3 separate regions of the Homo sapiens genome follow, and regions 2 and 3 are each linked to region 1. A link is a loop called in an ENCODE intact Hi-C map of the cell type or tissue named here. Cell type or tissue: gastrocnemius medialis. All regions are shown on one strand.

What was found. Peaks named below come from ENCODE experiments on the same cell type or tissue, not always from the same donor. Only the 100,000 strongest peaks of a DNase experiment are listed, where the experiment ranks them.
Region 2: it touches region 1 in a loop (4-fold over the local background); 72 of 110 quality-filtered maps call a loop at or near these places.
Region 3: a loop joins it to region 1, with 3 times the contacts of the local background. A loop is called at or near these places in 3 of 110 quality-filtered maps.

Annotation. Positions count from the first base shown.
Region 1 is chr1:15,735,230-15,737,729 of GRCh38, forward strand. It overlaps SLC25A34 (solute carrier family 25 member 34), which reads left to right and starts at 1,029. Exons shown (of 5, transcript NM_207348.3): 1 at 1,029-1,634. The coding sequence starts at 1,257. RefSeq lists enhancers at 1-128, 129-895. In gastrocnemius medialis, no CTCF peak of the experiment used is centred here; DNase peaks (open chromatin) are centred at 262 and 972; H3K4me3 peaks cover 773 bases; H3K27ac peaks cover 2,500 bases.
Region 2 is chr1:15,596,121-15,598,620 of GRCh38, forward strand. All of the region lies in intron 1 of LOC124903854 (a long non-coding RNA gene), which reads right to left. Among named protein-coding and RNA genes, the nearest start is that of AGMAT, 12 kb to the left of the region's middle. In gastrocnemius medialis, no CTCF peak of the experiment used is centred here; a DNase peak (open chromatin) is centred at 951; H3K4me3 peaks cover 497 bases; H3K27ac peaks cover 2,351 bases.
Region 3 is chr1:15,579,016-15,581,515 of GRCh38, forward strand. AGMAT (agmatinase (putative)) reads right to left here. Exons shown (of 7, transcript NM_024758.5): 3 at 1,079-1,127; 4 at 1-39. Among named protein-coding and RNA genes, the nearest start is that of AGMAT, 4.8 kb to the right of the region's middle. In gastrocnemius medialis, no CTCF peak of the experiment used is centred here; a DNase peak (open chromatin) is centred at 956; H3K4me3 peaks cover 299 bases; H3K27ac peaks cover 2,500 bases.

The sequences.
Region 1 (2,500 bases):
TCAAGCCACTCAGCATTGCTGCCTCAAGGGCCTGGGAGGGAAGGGGTGGGCCCTGGGAGGTGGGTGTGGGACTCCAACTTGGGTGGTTCTGCCTCTAGTTTGGACTGGGCCTTGGGTGACTGAGGGTGGCCTGGCAGGAGAGAGCTGTCTGGGGGCAGAGGCCAAGGTGGGCATGTTGGTACCGGCCCCAGCCTGAGCAGACACACCTGACAGCTGGCCCAGGTGGCGTTCTCTTCTCAGCGGGCACAAAGGGCATCCCAGGGCAGGCCTGGCAGCAAGTCCTTACCAGCCAAGGTCACTCCTCAAGTCCTACTCACCCAGGTGCCCTGAAGTCCTGGGAGCAGCGAGGGGGGCATAGGAGCCAGAGGCAGTGGGGGTGGGGGCGAGCAGGCGATGCGGGTGCCTTTATCGGGTGCAGCACTGACCTAGGCACACTCTTCTCATCGCCAGTCCTCCACAGAACCTTCTGGAGTGGATGTCAGTATCTCCATTTTACAAATGAGAGAAACTGAAGCTCTGAGAGGAAGTGACTTGCCCAGGGGTCACACATGAGAGCCACACCTGGGATTCCAATCAGCTCCCCAGGGCTCCAGAGCCCTTCTCTACTTCTGACCCTGCTGAGCATGGGCCTATAGACGGTGGGAGCCAGACTGAAGACTTGAGTCCTGGAAAGGGGAAGTCAGTCACCAGGGGCATATCAGGGGCAGGGTGGGGCAGGGGCGGAGTTGGCCGTGTACCCCATGCCAGGGACCTCCCAGTCACTTGCCCCCTGCCTAGGGCTCTGCCAAAGCTGGACAGGCTAAGCCAGAGGCAAGGCAGGGGTGCCAGCCCTTTGCCCAGGGCCAGAGGGAGGCCAGGAGGAGGTGCCTGGGCTGGTTGGCACCTTCTCCCTATCCACGCTCTCCCTCCAGTCCCAAGTGACCTTTCCCCCAGATCCCAGGGTCCAGGCCCGCCCTCGGCTGGCAGGTGTGGGCACAGAGGCAGCTGGGATTGGTCGCAGCTGGCGGAGGCGCGTCCCAGGCTCCGGCAGACCGCTGGAACAGCTGAGCAGAGCAGGTGGACTGCTGAGATAGACCAGGGACACCAGGCAGCCACAGGCCTGTCAGACCAGGACCCTTACCCTCTAGACATGGCCTCGGTCCCCTGCAAACCCCAGCCCCGTAGCCCTGCGAGGTTACAGACAGCCTAAACGCCACCACCACAGGGCCTGTGCCGTGCCCCTGACCCGGGCACAGAAGGCCACTGGCCCGGAGGCCATGGAGACGGTGCCCCCAGCAGTGGACCTGGTGCTGGGTGCTTCTGCCTGCTGCCTGGCCTGTGTCTTCACCAACCCCCTGGAGGTGGTGAAGACGCGGCTGCAGCTGCAGGGGGAGCTGCAGGCCCGGGGCACCTACCCACGGCCCTACCATGGCTTCATAGCCTCTGTCGCTGCTGTGGCCCGAGCAGACGGGCTGTGGGGCCTGCAGAAGGGGCTGGCTGCCGGCCTTCTGTACCAAGGCCTCATGAATGGCGTTCGTTTCTACTGCTACAGCCTGGCGTGCCAGGCTGGCCTCACGCAGCAACCAGGTGGCACCGTGGTTGCGGGAGCCGTGGCGGGGGCACTGGGAGCCTTCGTGGGGAGCCCTGCTTACCTGGTGAGTGGCTTGTCTCCATCGTCCACCCTCCACCATCCCATGACCCAGCTCCCACAGGGGCCCTGCAGCCTCCAAAGGCAGGGCTCAGTGGACCTGGGTGGGGTGGGGCAGCCGGGGTGGGGCTGCTCCCTGGAACATCCTAGCCCAAGCCTGGAATCTGCCCCTTGGCCCAGGGCCTTGCTCTGATCCATGCTCCCCTGCGGTCCCTGCCCCACTGGTCCTGAGCCAGGGGAGGGGGCAGAGGGTGTCAGATGTGCTGGCTCAAATCCTGGCTTGGTTACTTCTCTTCCCGCATGGCCTCATGTACGATAAGAATAAAAGCTACCCTTGAGGGCCTCCGCCTCGTGTGCACTCTGCAGGGGGGCCTCAGGGCCACCCAAAACAAATAAAAAATTAAAAAATGTTTTGAAGAAAGCTACCCTTGGCTGGGTGCAGTGGCTCACGCCTGTAATCCCAGCACTTTGGGAGGCCGAGGCGGGCAGATCACCTGAGGTCAGGAGTTTGAGACCAGCATGGTCAACATGGTGAAACCCTGTCTCTGCTAAAAAGTACAAAAATTAGCTGGGCGTGGTGATGCATGCCTGTAATCCCAGCTACCGGGGAGGCTGAGGCAGGAGAATCACTTGAGCCCAGTTGGCAGAGCTTGCAGTGAGCCAAGATCATGGCACTGTACTTCAGCCTGGGCAACACAGCAAGACTCTGCCTCAAAAAAAAAAAAAGGAAAGAAAGAAAAAAAAAGCTCCCCTTGAGCAAAGGCTCGCCTTGCCCTTGGCTGGTGCTGGAGGATCATTGTCTCACTTAATCCTCAGAACAGCTTTCCAACCGTGACAGAATTGAGGCCCAGAAAAGGTTAAGTAACTTGCTCC
Region 2 (2,500 bases), 140 kb before region 1:
CTTAAAACCAAGGTTCTAAAGTGCACAAAGGTCAAGGACATGTAGAAAAATGCTGTTTAGACAAATCCAAATATAAGCCAACTTGTGCTAGGCAATTAAACCCAGAAAAACATTATTAAGCACTTTTGGAAGGTAAGAATTAATGCTTGAAGTGCAGATATAGACATCTCATACAAATAAAGCATGTATGATACATTTCCTATAGTATAACATAAATGGTTTGATAAAGTATTTGTTCTCTTCTTTTTTTTTTAGAGACTGGGTCTCTAAAAAAAAAAAAAAAAAAAGCTCAATGATCAATCATTTCGTTACTCATGCTTATGTAATGAAACCTTCATCAAATCTTGATAGAATGGGGTTCAAGGAGCTTCCAGGTTGGTGAACATACGGAGCTGCGGGGAGGGTGGCGTGCCTGAGGAGGGCATGGAAGCTCCAGATCCCTTCCCATGTTCCTTGCCCTATGCAGCTCTTCCACTGGCTGTTCCTGTTATATTCTTTCATAATAAATGGCAATCTGGTTAGTAGACCGTTCTGAGTTCTGTGAGCTGTCCTAGCAGATGATCAAACCCAGAGAGGAGGGAATGGTGGGAACTTCTAATTTATAGCGAGTCTGCAAGAAGTACAGGTGACAACCTGGGACTGGCACCCAGTGTCTGAAGTGGGGGCAGTCTTAAGGGACTAAGCCTGTAACCTGGGGAATCTGATGCTATTTCCAGGTAGATAGTGTCAGGATTGAGATAAATCATAGGACACTGCTAAAGTTTGGATGTTTATTCCCTACAAATCTCATGCTGAGCGTTTATCCCCTAATGGCAGGGTGTGGGTCATGCGGGTAGATCCCTCATGAATAACCAATGCCTTGTTGCGGGGAAGGGGTCAGTGAGTTCTCACTCTTTTCCCTCCCACAAGAGCTGATTGCTAAAAATAGCCTGGCGCCTCCCCTGTCTCTCTCTCTCTTGCTGCGAGATCTCTGCACACACTGGCTCCATTTCACCATTTGCCATGAGTGGAAGCAGCCTGAAGCTTTCACCAGCTTCTCCATCTTCCAGCCAGCAGAATTGTTAGCCAAGTTAACTTCATTTTGTTGTTGTTTGTTCGTTTTTTGTTTGTTTGGTTTTTTTTTGGGATGGAGTCTCACTCTGTCCCCAGGCTGGAGTGCAGAGGCACGATCTCAGCTCACTGCAACCTCTGCCTCCGGGTTCAGGCAATTCTCCTGCCTCAGCCTCCCGAGTAGCTGGGATTACAGGTGCCCACCACCACACCCAGCTAATATTTTTGTATTTTTAGTAGAGATGGGGTTTCACCATATTGGCCAGGCTGGTCTCAAACTCCTGATGTCAGGTGATCCACCTGCCTTAGCCTCCCAAAGTGCTGGGACCATAGGCATGAGCCACCGCGCCAAGCCCTTAACTTCATTTTTTGATAAATTACCCAGCCTCAGGCATTCCATTATAGCAAGAGACTGACAGACACCCTCCTAAGGTCTGCAGAGAATTGTAGAATTTTTTGGTGTGAACCCCCACGCCCCACCACCACCACATTAGGAGCCAGTGGAGAAGGAAATGGAATCTTCCCTTTCGATCAAATAAGCCCCTTTTCTCTTGGAATTGCCCTTTGATTTTTCTCAGTGTTAGTCTTTCTTTTAAAATCTTTAATATTTTCCTGATTACACCTAATACATATGTATTGTACAAAGTATAAGTTGACCATAGTCTGCTCCTACTCCTGCTCAAGGTTGTTTGTTTGTTTTGTTTTGTTTTGTTTTGTTTGAGATGGAGTCTTGCTGTGTTGCCCTGCCTGGAGGGCAGTGGTGCAATCTTGGCTCACTGCAACCCTCCGCCTCCTGGATTCAAGCAATTCTTCTGCCTCAGCCTTCTGAGTAATTGGGATTACAGGTGCCCACCACCACAGCCAGCTAATTTTTGTATTTTTAGTAGAGAAGGGGTTTTGCCATGTTGGCCAGGCTGGTCTCGAACTCCTGGCCTCAAGTGATCTGCCCACCTCAGCATCCAAAAGTGCTGGGAAAAAAGTGTGGGGATTACAGGCACCTGGCCTCAAGGTTGTACTTTAATTCATATGAGACTTTGGAAAAAGTACAGGTTTCTCCTGTACAAATTGTTGGCAATGTGTCCTTTTTTCACCTTAAAATGCCTGGAAATCTTTCAGATAAGCTTTTTAAAAAAGCTTTTTTTTAGGTGTAATTTACATACCACAAAATTCACCCATTTTTAAGTGTACAAGTTAATGATTTTTCGTCCCCTTGTGCAACCATCACAACTCAGTTTTAGAACATTTCTATCACCCCCAAAAGTTCCTTCATGCCTATCAAAGCTTTTTAAAGGGTGCGTTTTTGTGGATAATTACAATCATGAGTAACAAGTCCCAGAAATGTCCATTTTGCCTGGCTTCCTTTTGCTGCCGGCAGGCAAAAAGAAAATTGCAAAAGCCCATCAACAAATGTTGGAAGAAAACACCATAAGCTGATCAACAGCTGTCTGCT
Region 3 (2,500 bases), 160 kb before region 1:
GTGTGCGCATCCACGTGCAGCAGCCCCACTGGGCCATGCCTGATGACAACAGGGCAGCTCAGAGGCCAACCCTCCCTGTGGGGCCCTAGCACAGCCACCCTTCGGGCCACCAAAACTTGGTGACAATTCACAGCCAAAAAGGGGAGACCTGGCATCCGTTTTCTGCCTTGCAACTGGTTCCTGTCTTCTTGAGATCACTTTGCATCTCAGAGGAACAATAAACTCACAGAAGTCAGGCAGGAAATAGACATGTTTTGGCTGCCACCCACACCTATCACCCAGAATTTGCTTCACTTAGAGACAGGATGAGAATCAAGGGTGGTGGCACAGGGGAGCTTGGCTGAAGGCTTAACTAAACCAAGACACACCCTTTCTCCAACCGAGGAAGAGGAAGCTTTAATCCAGCTCTCTCCATAACCTCCATCAACCCCTGCCAGCCACCCAAAATAAACATCTGATCCAAATCCGTGAGGAATAAATGCAGCTTTGAGCAAAGACCTGCACCCTCCCACCTCCAACCAGAATGCCACCCACATGTGCTTCCACAGACACATTCTGGAGCTGCCACCCTCCACCCGGGTCCTTCTGTCTCTTTCTCAAACTAAATTAGCCAAAGTCGGCCAATCCTGGGTAGACTTCCACTACTGGCAAATCAGTCTTTTGATTGAGAAAGGTGCCCTTTCAGGAGGAAACAAGGGCCTCTCAGCAAGGTCCACCATTGTGCCTGTCAGTGTTTGTTTTTGGCCATTGAAGCAAAACAGAAACTGAAGTTAACTGAGGTTGTGTATTTCACTAGAGGCTCATCTTCCAAAAACAGAAGCAAGTTGAAAATGCTGAGCACACATACCAGGAGAGATCTAGGGCAAGGGAGGGTGGCCAGAACTGTTAATAATAAATTGTCTTGGCTTCTAGCTGCTGACTGACAGAGACACCTGGAGCTCAACCTTAATTTTGATCCCCAGAAGCAGCTCATAACCTGAGCCAGCAGCAGTCACCTAATGCCACCAAACAGCAAATAACTCATTCCCTAGCTTCTGGCTTTTGAAATCTTGCTGGGCCCAAGCCATTTGAGACTTACTTTTTTGCCATCGCTTGCAATATGGGATATGTGATTGTGTGATCTCCACCTGCAAAGAGGAAGAAGAAAACATCTGGAAAGTGAATTGGAGGATTACATAGAATAATCTTTTTTTTTTTTTTTTTTTTTTGAGATGTAGTTTTGCTCTGTTGTCCAGGCTGGAGTTCAATGGCACAATCTCGGCTCACTGCAACCTCTGCCTCCCAGGTTCAAGCGATTCTCCTGCCTCAGCCTCCCGAGTAGCTGGGATTACAGGTGTGTACCACCATACCTGGCTAATTTTGTATTTTTAGTAGAGACGGAGTTTCACCATGTTGGTCAGACTGGTCTCAAACTCCTGACCTCAAGTGATCCACTCGCCTTGGCCTCCCAAAGTGCTAGGATTACAGGCATGAGCCACCATGCCCAGCTGAATAATCTTAACTCAATTTTCACCCTTTCAGCCTGGGGGGAGTTATAACCACAGCTACAGTAAGATCTTATAGAATGGCAGGATGCTGAATGAGCCTGGGAGGTCAAGGCTGCAGTAAGCTGTGATCGTGCCACTGCACTCCAACCTGGGCGACAGAGTAAGACACTATCTCAAAAAAATGAATAGCTTGCTGGGCACGGTGGCTCATGCCTGTAATCCCAGCAGTTTGGGAGGCCAAGGCGGGCAGGTCACCTGATGTTGGGAGTTCAAGACCAGCCTGACCAACATGGAGAAACCCCGTCTCTACTGAAAATACAAAATTAGCCGGGCATGGTAGCGCATGCCTGTAATCCCGGCTACTCTGGAGGCTGAGGCAGGAGAATCACTTGAACCCAGGAAGCGGAGGTTGCGGTGAGCCAAGATCGCGCCACTGCACTCCAGCCTAGGCAACAAGGGTGAAACTCCATCTCAAAAAATAAAATAAAATAAATAAATAAATAGCTTGAGCCTAGAAGTTTGAGACCAGCCTGGGCAACACAGCAAGACCACGTCTCTAAAAAATAAAAATAAAAATAGACCAGGCGCAGTGGCTCACACCTTGGGAGGCCAAGACAAGCAGATCGCCTGAGCCCAGGAATTCAAGGTCCACCTGGGTAATACATTAAGACCCCGTCTTTGCAAAAAATACAAAAATTAGCTGGGCATGGTGACAAACGCCTGTAGACCCAGCTACTCGGGAGGCTGGAGTGGAAGGATCACCTGAGCCCAGGGAGGGCAAGGTTGCAGCGAGCCATGTCGGCACCACTGCACTCCAGCCTGGGTGACAGAGTGAGACCGTGTCTCAAAAATAAATAAATAAAAGAGGAAATTAGACAAGTTAAGAGCTACTCTAGGAATTGCCTTTTCACAGTATTCTAGGAAAATGCCTAGAATAGCTCTGTTCAATAGAACCTTCTATGATGATGACAATGTTCTATCTGCACTGGCCCATATGGTAGCCACTATCCACA